Regions from separate parts of the Homo sapiens genome. Here regions 2 and 3 are each linked to region 1. The links are chromatin loops, found by intact Hi-C in ENCODE. Cell type or tissue: HepG2. All regions are shown on one strand.

The links. Peaks named below come from ENCODE experiments on the same cell type or tissue, not always from the same donor. Only the 100,000 strongest peaks of a DNase experiment are listed, where the experiment ranks them.
Region 2: a loop joins it to region 1, with 4 times the contacts of the local background. A loop is called at or near these places in 1 of 110 quality-filtered maps.
Region 3: it touches region 1 in a loop (2.3-fold over the local background); 1 of 110 quality-filtered maps calls a loop at or near these places.

What each region holds. Positions count from the first base shown.
Region 1 is chr6:24,146,826-24,149,325 of GRCh38, forward strand. It overlaps NRSN1 (neurensin 1), which reads left to right. Exons shown (of 4, transcript NM_080723.5): 4 at 1-705. Among named protein-coding and RNA genes, the nearest start is that of NRSN1, 22 kb to the left of the region's middle. In HepG2, no CTCF peak of the experiment used is centred here; a DNase peak (open chromatin) is centred at 1,406.
Region 2 is chr6:24,329,185-24,331,684 of GRCh38, forward strand. The region is part of intron 2 of DCDC2 (doublecortin domain containing 2); the gene reads right to left. Among named protein-coding and RNA genes, the nearest start is that of KAAG1, 26 kb to the right of the region's middle. In HepG2, no CTCF peak of the experiment used is centred here; a DNase peak (open chromatin) is centred at 1,267; H3K4me3 peaks cover 278 bases.
Region 3 is chr6:24,388,357-24,390,856 of GRCh38, forward strand. No RefSeq gene overlaps it. Among named protein-coding and RNA genes, the nearest start is that of MRS2, 13 kb to the right of the region's middle. In HepG2, a CTCF peak has its summit at 1,089 (motif pointing left); a DNase peak (open chromatin) is centred at 1,095.

The sequences.
Region 1 (2,500 bases):
AGGAAGTTTTAGTTCCTTCTACTACCTGTGTGATCTTGGGGAAATTATTTAACCTCTCAGTCCTAATTTTCCCCTTCTGTATAATGGGAGTTCTGGATCACAATATGTCTGGGCTCTCATTACCCAAACATCTGAGATTCCATTTTTGCCATGTGTCATCGAGTCGCTCCCCAACAGATGTTTGTGATGTTTTTGTGGCTGTCACCATGGTGGGATTCTTTCAGAATGAGACTCCTGGAAATTCACTGAGTCAGCAGCCTTCACACCATCTACCCTTAAATATCCAACCCCAGCAATTTATACAACGCTGTCATATTTTTAAAAAAACAAAAGTAAGCCATCCTCAAATAAGGAACCCCTTGGTAGATATTAACCTTAAAAAGGGTTTTCATTCTCAAACAAGATGCTTTGTTCTCCAACAAGATGTTCATCTCATCACTTGCACTTTTGTTTTAATGTATGGATTCAGATTAGACTGAGAAAAATGGATGGTATTTTCTTAAAATTGTGCCACCTTAGAGCCCCCCCCCTTTTTTTTTTCTTCCTTCACTGGATAAATAAAATATGTGAACAAGTGGAACCTGAATTGCATTGTCATTCCTTCAGTGTGGTTATTTTCTCTCCAACATGTAATTTTCCATTCTGAGACTGAATAAGCTCTGATGTTTCCCCGGCTAAATGGAAGAATAAATGAAGCAATTAGTACTCTTTGTGCACAGTGTTTATTTTGCATAGTCCAGCATAAAACACAGGGCAAATCAGTATCCTTAGCAAGGATCATTGGCCAGATTTTGGAGAAATCGTTCCAGTTTCCTCAGGTTCTCTATCTTCCTGTGGAAATACCATTTTAATTGTATTCTTTAAAGACTTATGCAAGCCCCCAAGCATCTGTTCAAGGCAACATCGTTTGAAGCTTTCCATGCTTGCTTCTGTCTTGCATACCAATGAATCTCTGAGGACGAGACCTGACTTGTAAAAGCTTCCAGAATGAAAAATGATGGCTGGTGGGAACTTCTAGGTACAGACATAACAGCAACTATTTAAAAAGCACTCTATTCCTCAGATGAAGGCCTAAAATAAGCCGAGGCGGATAAAGTAGGAGCTGGGTTTGCAAACAATTCAGCATGCCCTGTCTTTCCTGTTCAGCCCAGGCTTCGTGGAAGTGGGTACTTGTAAAGACCCTCCCAGCCCACGAGGCAAGGATTGGGAGTTATTGTGGTAGAGCAGAGAAAGGTGGCTGGATTGGATTAGGAAATACAGTTTGATCTTTGGAAAGAATGCAGGCCGTATATAATCAGAGGCTGGGAAGCAGTGGACTATGCATTTTTTAAAGATATTTTCTGGCCTGGGTTGGGCAGACATCTCAATTGTATGGCAAACAAGGATGACCTTAGAGCTTTGATCCCAGCCTCATTGCTTGCACTAAACCAGTCCTTCCCTTCAGTATTGAAACTTCTAAAACAAAGGGAAACCGCATACCTATAGTGCTGAGATAGCAGCTGGAGAAACTTAGAAATGGTTTCTGGCCCAGAGGTCAGGTACACACAGGCACTTGGATAGAAACCTTAGATAATATGGGCCCACCCAGGCACACGTTTCCCCACCCCTTTGTCAACACTCATTGGCATTTTCTTAGGCACTTCCAGTGATCCCACACCTACTGTCCCACAGGTGAGCTGCTATATCTGATAATGGCTCTGTATGGCTAGAAAACCCATCCCCATGTCTTTCCAAACTCTGCGTTGCTAAACCTTCCACACGTTGGATAAGATTCCATAATTCAAAGTTACCTTGAAGTCTAATCCTCTTACATATGACCAATGAGCTCTTGCTTTCAATCTTATCACCTCCCTGTTTGTTTTCTTCAGAGAGATATTTCTATAAGTTCTTAATGTTCCCAACTTAGTTCATGCCACCTATTAAAAGGTGTCCCCAGAGGTTTTAGAAATTATGTATGTTAGAGATTCCCTAACTCCATTAATAGTGTTACTATGTGAACAGGACCTCAAGCCAGAATACAATAACAAAGGGCTGTGTAAGCAGCTCCTTTGTGGGCTCTCAAGGCCTCCTGGGATCTGTCCAGCTCCTTTCTGGTTTTATTATGGTTTTATTCTAGTCATATGCAACCAGTCTCCCCTCTCTAAATGTGCCTGCACTTTCATGCCCCTGTGCCTTCACTCACAATGCTTATTTTCCCAAGAATAACCACCTGCCTATTCTCTGGTTATGAACTCATCATTCAAGACCACATCAAGAAATAGCAGCAATAACAATAATAACTAACATGTATTGCATGGGAGGGATCATTGAAGCCTTTTATATGTATCAATTCATTTAATTTTCAAAAACCCTATGAGGTCAGGACTAATACCATATCCCCATTTTACAGGAAATGAAATAGGCAAAGAGAGCATAACTCATCCAAGGATAATCAGTAACTGACATATGCAAGATTTAAATTCAAGCAGCCTGACTCCAGAGGCTCTATGTTCCACCAATA
Region 2 (2,500 bases), 180 kb after region 1:
GGCTAAAGAAGCTTAATCACCCAAAATGTAGGCAGTAAATGTAATCAAAGAGGTATGCACACAAAAAAATAGCACAACCGAAGGAGAATATTAACCCTCATTCCCTTTGCACAGAAGCTAGACTTCCTGGACAGACTTTATCATTTGTTTGTTTTCCTGAGTATGTAAGTATCAATATTAAGAAGAAAAACAAGCTGAATTAAATCTCTCTTTTCAACTTAGGTTTATTGAAAGAGTAGTTGAAAAATATACCATTGCTATCCTATTTCATTTCAACTCCTCATTTTCACCCTGCAATCCCAAAATTATAATGGTACGGTAAGAAAGAATGGTAATAACTTGGAACTTAAGATACAATGCAGACAGGCAACTTGGGCAACAACTTAACATTAGCCATCCAATATTCCAAACAGAATGGGGAATTGGAGTTAGAACCAAGCTACCCATTGCCATGATTCATCTAAGTTTTGCAACAAGAGGCCTAGCTTGCTTTGTGCCTTAGTTACATTCAATACAAATAATTCAAGGAATCCATGAGATGACACAAAATCCATCCCACATGAAACATTCTTTCCTGCGCTATCTTCTATCAGCATTTATTTTTATAATACCAAAATGAAGACATGAATGAATAAAAAAGGGGGCAGGCAGGGAGAGGCTTGTGTTCAAATGCCCACACTGTGTTCCTTTCCATTGAATTGTAATACTTGCATGGTATGAAATACTGGAGGAAAAACACATTTATTTAAGAAAGCAAGTCTCTTACACTTTCTTGAATACAAAGAAAAAATTAGCTACTTTACCCCTCAAATGAAAAAAGAATGATACTCCATCCAGTGTTAGTCCCAACTAAAGTCTTCAGTGAACCCATTATCAGGGACTACTGTAGAATTATTATTATTTTTTAAATTCCACTAAATGTGTGTCAGAATTACTGTACCCCAATTAGCAATAACCAAAATGTAGCAGTCAGTTTTGTTTGCAAGGGCTGTCTAGTCAATTCCTGGCTGATCCCTCCTGGTATTACTTTCATTATGAGCACTCAGAAGAATAACTGTTTGGATGGCTTGTTGTGGCAATTACGTTTCCAGGTTACCAACTACCAAACAACCCCGGGCTGAATGTAACTTCTACACGTACTGTTCCAAAGACTCTAAAACCTGCCCTATGTATCAAAAGATAAATTTCAATCTTCACACCGTGGGGAGTACAATAATAAACCAAAGTAAAGGGTCAGGTCACATTGTACAAACATATTGTTTGGGCAACTTTGCTCTAAAAAGTCATTTTGTCTAGCTTCAAAAGGAGAAGGAATTTGGCCTCTAAAACTATCAGAAAACCTTTTAAAATGGACCACCACAAAGAACACTTGAAAGAATTTCTCTCTTGTAAATTTGCTTTGCTAGTGTGCAAGGCAGGCTATCTTTGCCATTCAATACTCTTTCATCTCTTTCAAGATTAGTATGTTCACACAGGATCCCACAGCTCAAGGGGGACAGAGAGAACTTAGAAAGGAAAGAGTGGGCAGCCATAGCAACTGAGGGATGGAGAAACAGGATCCACAGGGAATGATGTTTGAAACTGAAATTATTCTATCTGAATAAGAGAAGTCTAGGTAGGCTGTGGTTTAATCATATTTTTCAATACTGCGATGAACCCTTACGCAGCAGAGTAGTGCCAAAAAGGCTTAAATTGCAGTTTTAGAAACTAGGCATTTTTATCGTTTATAGATGAATTATAACAACTGGGATATTTACTTTAAAACTACAATATTTGAGGAGAAAAAGAATATTGAAATAAAAAGAAGGCAAAAAAATGAAGGCTTCTTCCCTGTTCCTTCCAGGATGATAAAGATATATATTTGCTTTCTTTTGTTTCCAGCTCTTCCTGGCATCTTCCTTCTTTCACTCAAACAGCTAATGAAATATCGCCCCTTCTATAAAATCTTTCCTATCTAACTGGAAGACGGGAAGAGAATTCCCTCTGGTAACAATGTATAATTCCCATAGCTCTCTCTACTCAACCCTTTAAAGTGCATTGAGCCATTGCTTATACAGTGTTAATAAATAAAAGTTAATTCTTAGTTTGAAGTTTTTTAAGTTGTCTATATATACCTTTTTTTTTTTTTAATTCAGAGACAGAGTCTTGCTCTGTCACCCAGGCTAGAGTTCAGTAGCACAATCACAGCTCACTGCAACCTTGATCTCTTGGCCTTAAGCGATCTTCCTGCCTTTGCCTCCTGAGTAGCTAGGACAGGAATAGATGATATGGACTAGAATGGGTCGTATATTATATACAAAATGGTAATATTTTAAATCTAATCCTTTATTTGATATGCGATACTAAAGTACAAAAGTTATTGAATAATTATATTTAGAATTAACCTTTATTATATCTAAATAGATATTTGAATCTCGTCAGAAATATTTGGATATACTCAGCAATATCTAAATGCTTTTAAGTATTTTTTATAATTATATAAAGTAACTTCTTTTAGATT
Region 3 (2,500 bases), 240 kb after region 1:
TTAAATGCTTATAAAAAGAAAAAAATGGGCTGGACATGGTGGCTCATGCCTGTAATCCCGGCACTTTCTGAGGCTGAGGTGGGTGGATCACCTGAGGTCAGGAGCTTAAGGCCAGCCTGGCCAACATGGTGAAAACCCGTCTCTACTAAAAATACAAAAAATTAGCTGGGCATGGTGGTGGGCACCTGTAATCCCAGCTACTCCGCAGGCTGAGGCAGGAGAACTGCTTGAACCTGGGAGGCAGAGGTTGCAGTGAGCCGAGATTGCGCCACTGCACTCCAGCCTGGGTGACAAGAGAGAAACTCCGTTTCAAAAAAAAAAAGAAAAAGAAAAAAATGCTACCTTACATTCAACACCTTCTCAATATACCCATCAATCTCATATAAAGGTAGAGGCTGCACCAATTATCAACTGTCACCATATGCCACGCATTTTCTTCAAAGTAGAGAATGTTAGTTTTAATACTCTTATTCTGAGAAATTATTTTAAAATAGCTATGTGATGCAGCAATCTTTCACCTTGAGGTACTATCTTACAGTACTGATTTCAAAAATGGTAACTAAAAAAAAGAAATTCAGTGTCAGGCAGCATGAGCTTAGATTATAAGAAAGGAGATGTGTTCAGAGTACTGATGTAAAATCTAGTTATATTTCTGATTTCTAGATAGGAATTAACTCTCTCTGACAATCTTATATTAAAATACAAGCACGTATTAAAATAGGTAAGAATAGCCGGGCGCGGTGGCTCACGCCTGTAATCCTAGCACTTTGGGAGGCCGAGGCGGGCGGATCACAAGGTCAGGAGATCGAGACCATCCTGGCTAACACGGTGAAACCCCGTCTCTACTAAAAATACAAAAATTAGCCGGGCGTGGCGGCGCGTGCCTGTAGTCCCAGCTACTCAGGAGGCTGAGGCAGGAGAATGGCGTGAACCCGGGAGGCGGAGCTTGCCGTGAGCTGAGATCGCGCCACTGCACTCCAGCCTGGGTAACAGAGCGACACTCCGTCTCAAAAAAAAAAAAAAAAAAAAAAAAAAAAATAGTTAAGAATAAACAAGCAAGCTTAGGAATAGTGCTCCCTCCTGTGGCCAAACTTCTTGAAAATCATGGGAAAAGGCATCTCCTGGAATCCTCAGATAGGTCATGGACACAGACCTCAGAGAAGCCCACCTGCCATTGTAGGTGCTGTTTTTAAAAAGGAAAATGGGCCAGGGGACTCATGCCTGCAGTCCCAGCACTTTGGGAGGCCTAGGTGAGCGGATCACAAGGTCAGGAGTTCGAGACCAGCCTGGCCAACGTGGTGAAACCCCATCTCTACTAATAATACAAAAATTAGCCAGGCATGGTGGCGGGTACCTGTAATCCCAGCTGCTCAGGAAGCTGAGGCAGGAGAATCACTTGAGCCCGGGAGGTGGAGGTTGCAGTAAGCCGAGATCCCACCATTGCACTCAGGCCTGGGCGACAGAGCAAGACTCCATCTCAAAAAAAAAAAAAAAGCTCACAAAGTTGGGATTTCATTTTGTGGTAATGGACACAATAAAACAGAACACATTTGAAGTCATAAAAGCCTAAAGAAAAATAAATTTAACTTAGTGCTGGAGTCTACTAACCGTTTTACAAATTTTAATATCTACCATATGTGAAGAAGATGTCTATGAACATTTAAAGGGATATAACTTCTAAAACAAAAGAAATGGTTTTGGGGAGGCCAGGTGCAGTGGTTCACGCCTGTAATCCCGGCACTCTGGGGGGCTGAGGTGGGCAGAACATTTGAGGTTAGGGGTTGGAGACCAGCCTGACCAACATGGTGAAACCCCATCTCTACTAAAAATACAAAAAACTAGCCAGGTGTGGTGGCACACATCTGTAATCTCAGCTACTCAGGAGGCTGAGGCACGAGAATCGCTTGAACCCAGGAGGCAGAGGTTGCAGTGAGACGAGATTGCACCACTTCACTCTAGCCTGAGTGGCAGAGTGAGACTCCATCTAAAAATTAAAAAAAGAAAAAGAAAAAAAAAGAAATGGAATGGTCTTGGGGTTTGTAGATCCTACTCCTTATTATAAAACACAGTGGTTCTCAACCAGAACCACTCCGAAGATAATAGCAATGTCTAGACACATTTCTGGTTGTCACAACTCTGGGAAGGGGTGCTACTGGGACCTAGTGAGTAAAGGTCAGAAATATTGTTAAACAACCTGCAATGCACAGATCACCTCTCATCCCCAGAAAGAATTATCTCGACCAAAATGTCAATAGAACTGAGGTTGAGAAATCCTGATATAAGAATATTCTACAATCATTTTCATGTGCAATCTACAAGCCATAAACTTTATAAATAGTATTTATTAAATTCAAAGCCAAATACATTTTCACTAAAACTCCAGCAATAAAATCAGAAATTCAGGAAATATGATTCTCATGAACTCAGTCTCATGTCTGATTACATTCTTTTAGGCTATTTTGTCTTATGATATACTTACAATGTTTAGCCGTTGTCTTTC